2 separate regions of the Mus musculus genome follow, and region 1 is linked to region 2. Evidence: chromatin loops called from intact Hi-C (ENCODE). Cell type or tissue: heart. All regions are shown on one strand.

Region 1 (8,000 bases), 66 kb after region 2:
TGGTGCTCACGACGCTGCTGGAAGGGTCTGTGTACTGCTCTGTGGGGGGTGCCACCTCTGGAGCAGCCTTTTTTTTCTTTCGCTTGCTCAGCAGGAAGTAGGCCAGGCCAGTGATGATTAACATGGAGCCTGAAAAAGATCTGGGAGGTCAAGACACTGGACAGACATGCCATGGAGGAAAATCAGAGGTAGAGCAAGCCTATCAAAAGCACCACTGCTGTACTGTACTGTACAGCCATGCTCAGCACCCTGATAGGTCTAGCCTTCACACACCCACACCAGACTCTGGGGCTGATATGATGGCATGACACAGCTTAAAGGTTCAAAGAGGACCAGTGCTGTGGGGGGCCAGGGTACAAAGGAAGGGATCTGTCTGCTCTCTGTGCCCCACATCCCCTCCATATGGAGAGTTGGTCTTGGTATTGACTTCATTACACCTTCAGTTTCCCTCTTGGGGTGGATTATCAAGGGCAGGCATGTGTGATGGCTTTGCTAGATATGGATTCTGCTGGGGATGTTGGATTTGTTGGATGTCTTCTCACTCTCAGAAATGTGGAGATTCCCCTAGTCCTCACCCAGTGAGCTTGGGGAGATGTGAATTTCTCATGTTCAGTGGCACAGAGACTACTGCTCATGAATCATCTGGGCTAGCCTGTAGACTCTGCTACAGGGTCTGCAGAAGCCAGGAACCTGACCACCAGTGCCCACCAGTCCTAGGGTCTCTTCAGTCTGCCTTTTCAGAGGGCAGGGCTTGTGGTTCACTCAGTGTCAGGGTGGATCCTTCTATTACTTTCTTCAGGGGCCGTGGCACATTTGCTAAAGAGGAGAGCTTAGTCTCCTTCAGTTTAGTCAGGGGCTCTTTTGGTCTTTCTGATGGGCCCTGGGAGGGCAGTGTATGTATAAATAAAGAGAAATCAAAAGGAGGGTTGTAGAAAAGAAGGTAAGAGACAGAAATGTAGAGGTGGGGATGGATGTCAGTTCTGGGGTTAGAAATTGAGCCACCCTGCAAGGCACTAGGAGGAGGAACAGAAGATAAGCTGACATGCTGTTTAGTGTGCCTTCCTAACCCAAGCCTGGAGCTTACAGCCGAGTGGGTAGGTAGCCAGGAGATATGCAAGGGTCTGGGCTGAGGATTAGCCATTTCACTCTTTGAAAGTGGCCAGAGAGAAGACAACTCAGAGTCCCGGTCAAAGGTCCAACCTCTGGATGGCTACGTCCAGGAGGGCTTCACCTCAGGATGTTCCCACTGCTTGGTCAGCATAGTGGACATCTGACAGTCATGCTCACATACTGGGTCAGAGAGGGTAGACAGGCTGGTAGGGACTCTGAGAGACAGAACCTGCTCCTCCTACTTAGGTCACATCTGTGAAGGACCCACATATGTCCACTACCCCTGGTGCTCCTACCTGGAATGGTCACATGCCAGACCAGGACAGGGTGGAGGAAGCAGGCCACTGACAGCAGCATGTAGGCGAGGAACTTCTGGAAGCAGCCCAGCCAGTGGGCCCTCTCCTTCGCTCTGTGTGCCAGAGACCCCGGCTGGCACCTGGGGGATGGGGTTCAGCATTATCAGGTTAGTAGAAATCATTACCCCAAAGTCCCAGCTCAGCAGAAGGCCGTGGGAGCCTGGGGCTGAGCCCTGCAGTATCTGTGATCTCTGCAGTAGCCCTTGATGGAGTATCTGCAGGGGATGGAGTCACAGAAGCCCAGGGTCCTCACACTAGGTTCTCTGGTTAGGAGGCTTCCTTGGGACACCCCAGAGGGTCCACAGGCTTCTTGCAACCCATGTGTGCTTTCAGCCATGGTTTTGACCAACAGGAAAGGGAAGCTGATGGAAGTCTTTGGAATTTGGGGGAAGTCTTTAATGTACAAGTAACAGTACAGTACAAGAGCCATCACCCCAGGATCACTGTGTGGATGGAACACTGCACACTACACAAAGAATAAACATACTGGGATTTGGCTGCATCATGCTCGCTGTACCCTGCCAGGCACAGGGCAGAACAGGCCTGGAAAAGCTTCATTTTTTAAAACTGACACACAGGGATCATTCAGGGTAAAGGCAGAGCCCTGATGCTGAGCAGATTTCTTTAGGGACGTGGCCTATAGGTTTCCTTACAGGCAAACTAAGACAATGCCTGTCCTTGGACCTTTGATGCTCTCAGAGCATCACTGTCCACAGGACCTTGCCTGCTATAGCTCCTTGGCACCATCTGGTGTCGGTCTGTGGGTGTATATGTTCATGTCCTTGTGCAGTGGGAGATGATGCAGACAGGACTCTGAGACTAAAACATTTCTGCACATCCCTGCAGTGTCAAGAATCCTTTGAGATACAATTCAGCACAAAGGGGAGCATGCTTCTGCCTAAAGGCTGAGCCTCAGAAGCAGGTACTAGACCCCAAAGTGCTAAGGTCTGGATCTCACTGACCATTTGAGAACCTGGCTACCTGGGCTTTGTTAGCCACAGTCCAGGGTCTGAGCCCTTACCACACTGATGGCCATTTTGACACAGTGAGCACCGGCTAGGCAACAGTGTTGCCTTTGTGGTCTGAATGCTGGAAGAGGCAGAGCCAGTTACTCCACACAGCTCTGTCACCTGCAAGCTGAGCCTTCCACTTGGAGTGGACAACCTGGATACTGGCCCAGAGACTGAATGCCCTGGGGTAGGGAAAGCTGACTTTTCCAGGGAGTCTGGGTAGAGTCAAGCTCCGACTGGATTTGTCCAGCCGAGAACAACAGAAAGCAGGTGATGGAACTGTGCTGACCTCAGCCATCTCCAGTCCTGGTCTTGCCTGCTTCTGGAAGGAGAACCGGTCCACAGTGGCCCAGCAGGACAACCTCAGCCATGGCCTGCAGGTGAGGGATCTGTCTGGGGCTGGACTGGGAAGGGATGTAAAGATTACTCCTGGAGGCTACTCACTTGAAGCAGATGGCCAAGAGTTGAGCCACAAAGTAGGTCCCTTCACACACAGAGATGGTGACTCCTGTAAACCTGTGAGGGGGGAAAAATGTGAGGGAGGCCCCCCTGTGGGTCCCCCATTGATTTATCAAGGTTGTCTGCCTATGTCTCCTCTGATTCCCAGACATCTTCACCGACACACTGGCCAGGATCCCTGCCCCCATCTATTCATGTCTCCATTAAACATCCCACCAGTGCTGCCTAGATGGCACACAGGTCTTGACTAGAGTGGCTGGAGGAGAGGTGAGGAAGAAGCTGAGGCCAGCAGGTAAGATGGCCTGTACTCGGTATTTTAAGTGGACACTGGAAGGTGTGTTCTTTGCCTGCTGATCCAGCCTTGAGTTTGGGCACTGTGCTGGTTAGCTATTTTGTCAACCTGGCACAAGCTACAGTTATCTGGGAAGAGGGAACCTCAACTGAGAAGATGCCTCCATCACACTGGCCTGTAGGCAAGTCTGTGGACATTTTCTAGACTTGTGATTGATGTGGGAGGGTCCAGCCCATTGTGGGTGGTGCCACTCCTGGGCAGGTAGTCCTGCATTGTATTAAAAAAAAAATCACAAGCCATGGTGAACTAGGTGGTAAACAGCTTTCCTCTATAGTGTCTGCTTCAGTTCCTGTATCCAGGTGCCTTCCTTGAGTTCCGGCCATGACGTTCCTTTGTAATAGATTGTGCATGGAAGGGTAAGATAAATGGACCCTCCACAAGGTGCTTTTGGTTGTGGTCTTTATCACAGCAACAGAAAGCAAACTAGGATGGTCCTGATGACGATCCCCCCCCCCCCCCGTCTTCTTTTCCAATAGTTTACCCACCCAGAGCTGATAAGTGCCTTCTTGAAATTCCTTCAGATACAATTCCATTCTCTCTGGCCTCAGGCTCTGTCCCTTGGCTTTCTTGACTCACTAGCCTGTATCTCCTATTCCTCCATTATCACCACCAGGCTGGCAAGGCCTCTGGGACACACTGATCTGAAGGTGTTTGCCCTCATCCAGAATGTCCATGCTCCAGGCATTCTAAAATCTGTCTCCTCAGGCAGATGTGAAATCAAAGGTTTTTTTCTGTTTGACTTCTCTCAATTTTATATATTTAGAATCCTTGTGAATAAAGCTTCAATTTTTGTTTGAAGAGCATTCCTGGTCCATAGAAACTACATACCATTTAAATCCCCTTATGAGTATCCATAGGTAGTACAGGGCCTTTGTACAAGCTGGCCATTTTTTGGAAGGTCTTACCTTCCCTCTGTTGCCCATTTGGTGAACTCTTGTTATCACAATGTCTACGAGCTTCTAAAGGATTTCTCTGTATAATTAGCATGTGAGACCTGGGCCCACCCTGGGCAGGACTTATGGAGGAGTGCCCGTGAATACCCATCGAGGTGAAAGGTAGTGAGGGTAGATGCAATAGGGGGTTCAGGACCATTGTTTCCTTAGGGTCATGGGTCTGCTTCTGTTACTGATCAGCTGTGTGCATGTATGTAGAGACTTGGCCTTTCTGTGACTCAGTTTCTCACCTGTAAACCAGGGGTAACTATAAGGCTTCATCAATGAAATTATTACCAATTAGATGAGTAGATGTCTACAGGTTTCTTAGAGCTGTGCTTAGAATGTAACTAAATTTACATAGATGCTTTCCCTCTCTGTGTGATTATAATATTTAATTTCTTCCTTTTCTTGCTTTCCTCAGCATCTGCCCAATTCTTCCCCCTTTAGTTTTAAAATGATGGGAACATAATGATTGGAATGTGCCAATCACAACCTAGAAGCCTTATAGAAATCGACTCCTTTGATCTTTGCAATGCTTTTATGATCAGCAGTTATACTAATGTCAGTTATGAATGAGGAAGCTGAGGCCCAGACCCTTAGCCAGAACTACACAGCTCATCGGTGGCAGGTGACAGATGGGAATCATCCCCAAACTTTGGAGATTGTGAGACTAAGAAGCACTCAAAGCCATGTGCTTTGCAGAAACTCTCAGCAGAGCCATTTCCTACATCCTGGGGCAGAGGGCAATTGAGACTTGGTGGGTAAGTGACTCATTCAGACTTTCTGTAAGGTGCTAGTGAGGGAGGGAGTGAGGGATGGCAGGACAAGGACTGGTGCTGATATGTGGGTGTCAAATTGGGTGAGTGTGAGGGGCAGGGAGACTTGAAGCTGGAATGGACCCAAGGATGACTGCCTGGGCACTGAGTCCTTTCAAGACAGGACAGAGCCCTAAGGAAGAGCTGGCACTGAGGGCAGAAGGTATCCTCATTACCTAATGAACCACACTGGTGCATTACCAGTATTTGGAGAGGAGGAAGGTTCACCGTTGCTGCAGGGACCCAGGGAGACAGTGCCTTGACGGCACTGAGATGTGTTGTGTGCACTTGAGTGCTCCATGGGTACACAGAGCATGACGACCAGGCAGTAGAGAGGGCCAGAAGTCCCCAGGTGCAGCCAAGTGTCAAGAAATAAGTTAGCAATGTAGACATGAGCTCTGAAGGTGGACCACAGCTGGAAGGTGGCAGATGTGAAATTTTCAGGGGCAGCACAGAGCCTACATGGAGATAGGGGGTAGAATGGCAGGCCAGGGCAAAGATCAGCCACAAAAGTGCAGGATATGTTAATGAGGGGGAGGGAATGTCAGCAGATGCATCCTGAGTCCTTGTGGGCAGAAAGAGGCAGTTGAGAGATTGTACAGCTGGGACACAGATCCTTCCTCCAACATTCCTTTTGCTAGCAGCCTAGGGCAGGGTTGTCATTGGCTCAGGGAATCCAACTCCCTCACTGTCTGTGACATCCCTGCACAGCCATTTCTTTCATGCTAAGGTATATTGGAGCAGCTGGTGGTGGAAAGGTAGAGCCAGCTTGGGAGGCAGAGTCCCAGGCCTTAATACGAGATCTGTTGCTCACTAGCTCAATGACTTAGGTTGGCTGCTTAGTCCTGAATTTGACCATCTCTTCAACTAGGACACTGTGCATGCCTCTCATGGTGCTAAGCTAAATGATGTAATGTACATAAGACAATGAACTGTACTTGCCATGAAAGAGAACTATGTATATGTATATATGTACACACATATATGCATTGGTGTTGGCTGAATAAGGAAATGATTATAGGGACTCATAGATGTTAGAATGGGTAGGTAGATGAGTAGATGGTGCATAAAAGGGTAGATAGATGGTTGTGTGGGTAGGTGGATGGATGGATGGATGGATGGATGGATAAGGGACTAAGTAGTCAGATGAGCAGGTGAGTAGGTAAGTCTGTAGAATGGGTAGGTGGAAACGTGGTGGGTGGATGGATTGGTAGATGGAGGAGTGATTTGATGAGAAATAGATGCATCTATAAATGGGTATATTTAGTAGGTAGGATGTATTGATGAGGTAGATTCATGGATAGATGATGGACAGGTAGATGTGTGGAAGGTTGGGCAGATGCGTCTGTGAGTGTATGGAAAGATGCTGGCTGATTTATGGAATCTTCCCAAACCAGGACTTACCTTAGCATCTACTGCGGCTCCACCTCTGGATGGGGAGAAATTAGCAAAGGAAGTGGGTTACCCTGTGTTACTCTGAGTAGACAGGCATGGGTGAGCTGGAACATGCAGGCAGGGAGAGTGGGTTCTCATACTCACAGCAGATAGAAGGCCAGGCTTTTGAACCGCCCCCGGAGGAAGGTCTCGGTGCCCACTCCAATCAACACTGCAGGGGAAGAGGAGACAAGACAGTGGGTCTGGGCAGACCACTCCACAGCATTGTCCTGTGAGGACTCTTGGCTGAGGCATGCGTTTCTTCCTGAGGTCTGAGGGCTAGGACAGTCCCCTTCCATGTGTACTGACAGCTGTGGTTAGGTAAAGAGAGCAGGAAGGCTTCCAGGCAGTCCCTGAAAACCCCAGGAAGAGCCCGAAGAATACCCTGACCATATAGCACAGGAGCCATTCAAGGTCCATGTGCCCTAGAGACTGCCTGAACTTCAGGTTCATGACTCATCTCTGTGGTGGCTTCCAAGACTTGCCATTCTGGGCCAGGCCACTGTATGTGTTTTACGGCCTGCCATGGGTGAAAATTACCTAGGTTTTACTCTCTTGCCTGGATCACTGAGCTTGTGGCTGACATGTGGCTTCCACAAACATAAGATAGTCGCCCCAAAATTCAGAAGGTGCCTAGAATTAAGGGGATGTTCATTCTGAAGGTGACTCTCATAATCAAACAAGCACTAACTCAGAACTGAAAGAGATGCTCACTGTAAATACAAGGAGATATTTACTCCCTTGTTGGCCTTAGCCCCTCTGAGCTCCTAGAAGAGTAACAGAGGGTGCTTTGCAAGATGCAGTTAGAAGGATTGGACTTCTGGGCTACTTGTGCGCTGACAAGGCTTCAAGTAGGAACCAAGATAGGAAAATCAATAAGCAATGTCAGATAGCGAGTGGAAGGGCTCTTTGTCCACAGTGAGTACATTTGTTTATGAAGCAAAAATAAGAAAATCGGCATATTCTTTCCTCTTGAGAAGGCTGATAAGAATAGACTAGCTCTTATCATGGCTCCATTGGCCATTGCCTATGTCCTCATAACACTCTATCAGGTGTTAAAATGGAATGCCTGGGGCCACCATGACACATGCTTTTGCCTTTTCCAGTATAGGGCAGAGATGTTGAACCTGTTGATATGCATTCCCTGAAACAGTAAGGTTTGTTAACAGAGGAAGTTGGGGAGATTCCTAGCATGGCCCAGAAGCATCCTTTGTGTGCTGAGGTCCATGCAACTGATAGGTGAGCCAGGATGGAGAAGCGGCATGGGGAAAGGCCTGAATTTATGGTAGAAACTTCTGGAAGAGATTTCAAGGAAACCTTGGAATTTGTTGTTTAGTTCTAATCTGCCTGTTTGGGGAGAGCTTCCTTGAGGCAGTAGAATTCACCTATTTTGTACCTGATACTTTTCTTTTCCTTCCTTTATTTTCTCTCTGTTTTTTCAGAGTTGGAGAGCAAATCTAGGGCCTTGTTTATGCTAGGCAAACTCTTAGCCACTGACCTATATTACTAGACCCTTACTAGATCCTTTA
Region 2 (8,000 bases):
TAGTACTGAGTATCTAGTCTAGAGAAATAACTTCAGCCTAAGGTGTTACTTATGTTTTTCACGGGTCGCCTTATATCACCAAAAGGCCCGTGAAATTTCTGGAGGACACTGTCCGCACAGGCTGACTGATTGATTAAAACGGCGGTGGTGAAGAGAGGTTGGGATGTTGCAGGTCCAGAGCATAATTAGTATTCATCTTGGGATGCATCCATTCCTTGTCCACTTCTATGGAAGGATGTGCAACATCCTGACAGATAAAACACAAAATCCCATTCTCCAATCAAAAGGCCAAGAATACTATGTTAGATGACATCTATAGCTGAGATGTCTAAACAGAGCTCTAACCCACCTCTCTGATGTTTCTACAAATGAATTTAAAAGTATCTTGATTTATGGCTTTCTTTGTTCTGTTACTGTCAAACCTTCATGAATTTGGTTGCAGGTTGAAAGGCGGAGTTTGGGTAATCTAAATCTGTGTTCCCTGGGCCATCATCACTTGTGTTTGGCCTCTGAATAAAACTCATGACTTTGAGGAGAGAGCCGTGACTTTGCATCAGCCACTCCTATCAGAGGAAAATGAATGCGTTCAGTGTACTGGGCAGGAACCCCAGCTTGGAGAGGAATTCTGCTCCCGCTCACACTGTGAGTGAACAACTCGGTTTGGAAAGGCACACATGCTTCCTTCCCAGGGGAGTTCTAATGGCTTCAGATTCATCGCATTAAGGCAGACTCCCCTCACTGGCGACCTTGGCTGATCCTGGTGTCCATAAATGCAACTTCCTGCAGAGAAGCAGCACTCTTCTGCGCGGCTGGCCAGATAAGTGAGCTTCTGTGGTTATGGAGGGTTTGGGAGTGTCGTAGGTCCGGAGCCCAGTCATAACAGAGTTTGAGGTATCTCTAGCCATGGAAATAACCACTACTTTGCCCACTTTTGACCTGACATCCTGTGACTGACAGGTAAAAAATATTTTGGGATGTGCTAATTTAACAAAACTGATTTTCTACAACCAGAAGTCCAAGAGTCATCTGATAGCGGAAGCCTGCAGCTGAGGTTCCTCCATGCTGCTATAACCTCCCACTCCATGCTTCCACTAGTGTGTTCCAAAGTGTCTTGTTTTGCAACTTTCTTTATTCTATTACTATGAAACTTCATGAAACTGCTTCCATGTTGGGGCCTGGGATTTGAGGTAACCTAAATCTGTTTCTGGGCCACGGTCATTTATATTTGGTCCCAGCATAAACTCTCTTGACCCATTGACATGTGCAACTCTCCAGAGCTCCAGGCTCCTGGATCCGATTGCTTGGGATCCCGTTTGAATGCGCAGTGAGCATGGCACATCAAACGTTCTGTCCCTCGATAGTCTCCGCCCAGCAATTGACAACCGTGCCTTCACTCCAGCTGCTCAAGCCAAAATCCTCAATGTCACTCTTGTCATGGTCTCCCCTACTCTAAACTTACAAACAACCCTTCTGGTGCCATCTGGGGGTCTTGGCTGGGTGTTTTCTCACCAGCTAAAGAAATAAAAGAGAAAAAAATCCAAGACACAAAAAGGTAAAAAAAACAGAACAACAACAACCACAACACACACACATACACACACACACACACACACACACACACACACACGAGCATTGGAAAAGGAAGTGGTGGACCCACCCATCCCCCAGTTAAAGTCAGTGAGAAAGCAGGCCCCGGAGACAGCTACTGAAAAGCACACAGAAAGAAAGACTCTCCACAAGGTGGAAAGGGGATTCAGAAACCAAAATCCATTTTCCTCACGTGGGGCTATCAGCGCCCTGTTCTCTATCATTTTCCTCATGGGGGGGGGGGCTTTTGGGTTCCCCAGGTTGAGTTCTCACTCTCCTCATTTCATACTGGCTAATGTCCTGTTTGGTGTTATACTACCTTGACCCAGCTAGAGTCATTTGGGAAGAGGAACTCTCAGTTGAGAAACAACCCCTTTCATCCCCTTATGTTCTTCCTGTAGGCATATCTGTAGGGCATTTTTTTTTTTCAATTAACAGTTGTTGTCAGTGGGCCCAGCTCAGTGTAGGTGGTGTCAGCCTAGGCAGGTGATTCTGGGGTATTTAAGAGCACAAGCTGAGTGAGCCCTGGGGAGGAAGGCAGTGAGCAGCTCTTCTTGACTTCTCCATCAGATCCTGATTCTAGGTTTCTGCCCGGCTTGAGTTCCTACCATGGCTTTCTTCAGGAATGGACTCTTACCTGGAAGTGTAAGATGAAATAAACCCTTTCCTCCCCAAGTTGCTTTGGTGATGGTGTTTCATTCCAGCAATAGAAACTCTAACGGAGACAGTTTAGACAGAACAGGGAGCGGACAGACCCGCAGCTCTAGGTAAACATGCTCAGGATTGGCCTTGAACATATCTAAGCAGCCTGGACGGGTCAGCCAGAGGGAGGTTCCTGCTGCCTGAAGAAAGTTCCACCTGGCCTCTGTCTCAGGTCAGAAAGGTGAGAAAGAGGCTGGGAGTCTGCCAACTTTTTTATTTATCTGTGACCCCTTTCCCTAACTGCCTGCCTGGCAGGGATCTCTCCAGCTCCCCATCCCTCACTTTCACAGATTGTTCTGGGCCTGTCTTCACAGTGTGTGTTCAGAACAAAGCCCCTTTCCTGCAATCTCCACAGAGCCTCAAGTGTCAGTGTCATCGTCCCCCTCCCCGCCCCTGCGACTGCATTTGCTTCCTGACAAATGTCCTTTCGGAGCTCAGTGTCACCCTCTGAAAACCAAATTAGATCATGCCTTTCATGGGTCCAAAGCCTCCCAAAGTCTTCCCATCTCAAAACAAAAGCCAATGACCTGACTGTGGCACATGAGGTCTGACACGGTTTGTCAGGTTCTTGGTTGTATTTGCAGGGCTAAGAACCATGCTCAGCAGGCAGGAGGTTCTCAGTACACATTTGTTGCATCAACAAACTGGTAAGATGCTTCTCTGCTTACTTCAATATTTCCCTTATTCTCTTCTAGCCACAGTCCTACAAAGCAGGGCTCACTGTATCTGCCTTGGCCAATAGGTAAATGAAGGCCAGACAGTTGCTTCAGGAGTTCCTGTCTCTGGCTGAAGAGTTCTGGCCAGCAGAGGGAGCTGTTTCTGCAGATGCCAGAGCCCTGAGCTTAATGATGTTTGATCTGCATAATGGTCAACAACTCAATAAGCCAGACACTATATGAACTTTATCAAAGCTGGAATGAATTAATGCACAGCGTTGTTCTCATTAGCTTTTTAAAAAAAGATGTATTTATTTTTATTTATATGAGTACTCTGTAGCTGTCTTCAGACGTACCAGAACATGGTATCAGAGCCCATTACAGATGGTTGTGAACCACCATGTGAATGCTGGGAATTGAACTCAGGACCTCTGGAAGAGCAGTCACTGTTCTTAACCCCTGACCCACCTCTCCAGCCCATCTCATTAGCTTTAATTGTCAAGTTGACACAGCTTAAAATCATCTGAGATGGGCATGTCTGTGGGGAATTTTCTTATTAGGTGATATAGAAGGACCCAGACTGCTGTAAGTAGCACCATTCCTTGGGTAATAGTCTTGAACTACATAAGAAAGCTAGCTAAGAAGAGGCCTGTGAGAAAGCCAGCAAACAGCACTCCTCCATGATTTCTGCTTCAAGTTCCTGCCCTGTCTTCCCCTCAGTGATGGACCTGATGGCTGAAATAAATCATTGTTCCCCTAAATTACTTGTGGTTTGTGTTTTATTCCAATGATAGAGACTAAACAGTAACACACGAGAAACATGATTTATTGCTAATTTTATTACTAAACTGTTGTCATACGTGGTTGGTGCCAGCGGTGAGCAATGGTGGTGGGCACTGGTGGACTAGGAAAAAATGCAAGAGCCAAAATGCACTGAGACTACTAGTCATGAGTCGTAAGTCTTTGTTGCCTCACTTAAAGGTAGAGAGAGCATCCTTCTTGCCTGTATAGAAAAAACAGCTACATCAGCTACAAAAGGCCCAAAGGGATTGAGATTAGGCAGGCAGTCAAAGAGTGGTGGCGTTTTGGAAGGAGACAAATGTGAGGAAAGAAAGGAGCAAAGCCACTGTGAGTGGAAAGACTGGGAGGGAAGCCTGGGGAGAGGCCTGGGCCAGGAAAGGACACGAGCATCAAAGTGGCAAAGAAAAGCGGTGTGAGCAATCAAAGCCCCATGCCCTGGGTCATATGTTAGCATAACACATCCGATTGCTACACTTCAGCCAGGTCTGAGGAACCTTTAAGTTCTTTAACACTACCATAGCACGACCATAATGGCTGTGTGGGACATCTTCTTTGATCTTTGTTCTTTTCTGTATTGGGGGGTGGGGGCAATTCTCAGAGTCCCCAGTGCAGCAATTCTCAACCTGTGGGTTGTCACAACCCCTTTGGGGTCTGATGATCCCTTTCAGGGGTCGACGAAGACCACTGGTAATATCAGATATTTACACTGCGATTCATACATAACAGTAGCAGAATTACAGTTGCGAAGCAGCAACAAAAGTAATTATTATGGTCGGGAGGTCTTCACACCATGAGGAAGTGTATTAAAGGATTGGAGCATTAGGAAGGTTGAGCCCCACACAACCTAGAGTGTGTAGCTCCAGATGAGGACTTTACTAGGGGACTCAACACTGCTCAAGAACGGATGGAGGCAACACAGTGGCCCAGAAGCAGCCCCGATACACACGCTCCCACCGTCACTCTGCTTCAATAGCATGTCCCAAGGAGTCCGGGGATCCAGGATCGATCAGAACACACCATGGGTACTATATAGTCCCACAGTTTCTGAGAGATGTATAGTCTCCTGTGATGCTGAGATTTCTGGCCTTGTTATGGCAATAAAGCTATGACTCTCAGTAACCTTGAGAGCTAGGAACCATGTTTACCCCTATCTGACTGATGGGGAAATTGAGGCAAGTAACTTCCCCAGTGTAGAATCCAGTCTGACGTGATGAAAGGCATGCTCACTATACCTGCCATATTGCCTACCAGCTGACCTTGGCCCACATCACCAGCCCTGTGAGACAAAGCTGTTAGGATACCCAAGCACTCTGTGCTGGTCACTGACACACAGTATTCTTAACTCATACTGGATGTGACAACAGCTTTGGAGAGAGATGTGGTATATACTGGTTAACTGCAGCCCACACTTGTCTGGAGTGATGTAGAAACGTCTTACTCCTACTTGAGATATGAGGATCTTCTGCCTTGTTGCTTCTCAGGCCACGGAAGGAAGCCTGTGAATCCATAAGTTACACTCTGCACTCTGGGGTCGATCTGTGCCTCCGGTTCGATTCACAGCACCTTCTGCCTTTGGCAGCTGGTTCTCACACACGAGGACCAGATGTGGCGAAACAGCCGCATGCACACACTTAACAGAGTCAAGTTTTGGAACCACGTCATTTTTAAGTAAATTAAATTATGAGGAACAGTCACATGTAGTCCTCAGACAAAGGGAGAAGAAGACAAAGGGTAAGAGGAGAGGCCACAGCCTGGGCACCTAGCAGATTTTCTTTCTGGGGAGTCTTAGTTCAGTGACTGTAGCTTCTCTGGAGATCTGCACCACAGGGGCCACTTACCCAGAGTGGGTTGAATATTTAAAGAACATTATAGAACAAGAAATGTAGAACAACAACAACAACAACAACAACAGCTGAGAAACAGCCTAGCAAAGTAATTTCCCTTTTCTGTGGTTTTGTTCCTTAGACCCTGGTCTTCACATAAGTGTTTTGCTACACATGCAGGTGTACGTACATGTACATGAGTAAGCCCTGTATCAGTGAGGAGTGCTGCTGTCATGGGCAGAACTGACCCACAGTCCAGGGACAGCAGGACGGGTCATTTGAATGGCCTGAGTATGGGATCAAACATGCTCTATTTCTCTCAAAGTGGGTCCTTCAGCCCAGGAGCCTGGACAATGAGTCAGTTAGACAAGCCTGAGGCACTGTCTTATGCCCCTTGGGCTGGATGAAAAAGGAAACCCTGGGAATTGCCATGTTCTTAGATTAGCAGCAAACCATTGTCCCAACCCTGCTGGAGGGCACAGAACCCCACCTCAGGCTCTGTGAGGCTCCTGGCACGTCAGCAGCTGGCTAATACCCAAGTGTAGTTCTTGGGGCCTAAATATAGTCCATGCGTCTGGTTGTTTTGAAACGTGCTACTGCCTGGCTGGGACCTAGCAGACTTCCTGCTTGCCACTGATGAGGGTCAGAGGGCCTGAGGACCTGGTAGTCAGAGTACTCCTGATAAGGACATTCCATGGCCTGTCACTCTGCAGCTGTGTTCACACAGTGCAGCTGGCATAATTCCAGTTCCTACCAGATCACCTGAGTAGAGTAAATAAGCCCTCTCTCCTTGCCCTGTGACCAAGAAGCCAGATGTATTCTGGGTGAAAGACTTTGTTTTGTCACTGAGAAAGTCTAAAGGTTATTATTGCTTTAGAAAAACAAGTCTTTCCCCTACTCCTGTTTCCGATCCGTTCTGGTCATTTGATCTGGACAAACAACCCTGTTTATCCTGAGCTCGGGACTTTTGCAATCTTGTAATCACACTGATTTCGACCTGTGCTGTTTACTATGTGAAGCTCTGAGGACAGATCTATTTTGGAAGACAGTCCTTTCTAACCGGGATCTTCACTTTATCTATAGATACCTTTATCATCTGAGAAGTGGAGAACACACCAGAAGGCTGTGACCTCCATCGCAGGTGATAGCCCAAGCGCACTGTGAAGCCACAGCCTCCATAGTCTCAAGTTCTGGGGTTGTTATGCCCTGCAAAGGTTGGTTCTCCAGTTGTCCTCTAAGAGCAGATGTGGCAGGTCAGTCTAACATTTGTGAACACTTCAGAGGAACACAGCAGAGAGCACTGCTCTGTGCAACTTGCTAGAGTTTTTCCAAACTCTAGTCATTCAGAAATTAGTTTTGATAATAGTTTGAAAGTAAAACTTATTTTAAAAAGCCTTAAGTAATATTTGGACAGCTGTGAAACACCACCAAGTTGGTGGCCACTTCCAGGGTTTCCTGTGTCAGTGGTTCCCCCAGCACTGAGTGAGTTCCTGGGTCAGGGACGGAAGCTGTCTCGTGGCTTACAGTACCATTCAGTACCATTCACTCTTAGCTGTCTACTCAATATCAGGCGCATAACTGTCTCCAAGTCTGCTCCTCCAGAAGAGGAATTACCAAGGCTCTGTCTTTGTTCCTCCAGGGTCTAGCACAGGCCTGGCATAAAACAGTCAAGTCAGTTAATTACCTCTGAGCACCGGACAGGCAGATGTCTTGAGGCTAAAAATCCAGTTCAGGTTTTCAATTTCAGAGTCTTTGGCTAGAAGATTCCTTTGCACTTCTGATGCTAAAATTCTGCAATTTAGGATGACTTTATTGCTCAGGCCATCCACAGGCCACCACCAGTGAGTCCTTTCTTGTGTTCTAAAGCAGGGCAGCCTTGCCTCAGGCGTCACACCAATTCTCAGACCGTGCACGAGGTGAAGAAGTCCTGTCAATGTGGACAGGTTCCAACAGGTGGGTGGTTCCTCTGTCAGCTGCAGCTCTTAATAGCGTGGTACAACAGCTTCGGGGATTAGAAAAACAGATCAAGGCAATAAGCACAACAAGAAGAAGCACAAGAAAGGTTGGTCCTGCAGTTTCTGCTCAACACAACAGGCGTTTGTTAAGCACCGAAGAAAGTACAGTGCCAAAGAGGGGAGGAGGCAAGAGACCTCTCTTGGCAGCTGAGCATCTCTGTGAAACAGAGCTGGGTCTGGAAAATCTAGAGGCGACATCTACCCTGCCTTGTGGCTTCCCCCTGCACAGCTGTTCTCACACTCTGCTCTTCAGGGCTCCATGAGTGGCTTCTACATGCACTGCCTTGAAGATGGAACTCTGTCTTCGAAGGCCTTCATCATACTTCTCTTTAAATCCACTGTCCACAGACCTCAGGAGAAGAAGCTGGCCTTTAGTTTGCTGTTAGACAATCATTCCCAAAACTGATATAAACCAC

Evidence for each region. Peaks named below come from ENCODE experiments on the same cell type or tissue, not always from the same donor. Only the 100,000 strongest peaks of a DNase experiment are listed, where the experiment ranks them.
Region 1: it touches region 2 in a loop (8-fold over the local background); 8 of 42 quality-filtered maps call a loop at or near these places.

Annotation. Positions count from the first base shown.
Region 1 is chr6:116,695,401-116,703,400 of GRCm38, forward strand. Tmem72 (transmembrane protein 72) reads right to left here. Exons shown (of 5, transcript NM_178768.4): 2 at 6,577-6,643; 3 at 2,921-2,992; 4 at 1,407-1,546; 5 at 1-129. Among named protein-coding and RNA genes, the nearest start is that of Tmem72, 17 kb to the right of the region's middle. In heart, a CTCF peak has its summit at 2,238 (motif pointing left); no DNase peak of the experiment used is centred here.
Region 2 is chr6:116,629,244-116,637,243 of GRCm38, forward strand. It overlaps Rassf4 (Ras association (RalGDS/AF-6) domain family member 4), which reads right to left. Exons shown (of 11, transcript NM_178045.4): 11 at 3,765-8,000. Among named protein-coding and RNA genes, the nearest start is that of Zfp422, 4.2 kb to the left of the region's middle. In heart, a CTCF peak has its summit at 3,090 (motif pointing right); DNase peaks (open chromatin) are centred at 688, 3,088 and 6,158; H3K4me3 peaks cover 218 bases; H3K27ac peaks cover 4,383 bases.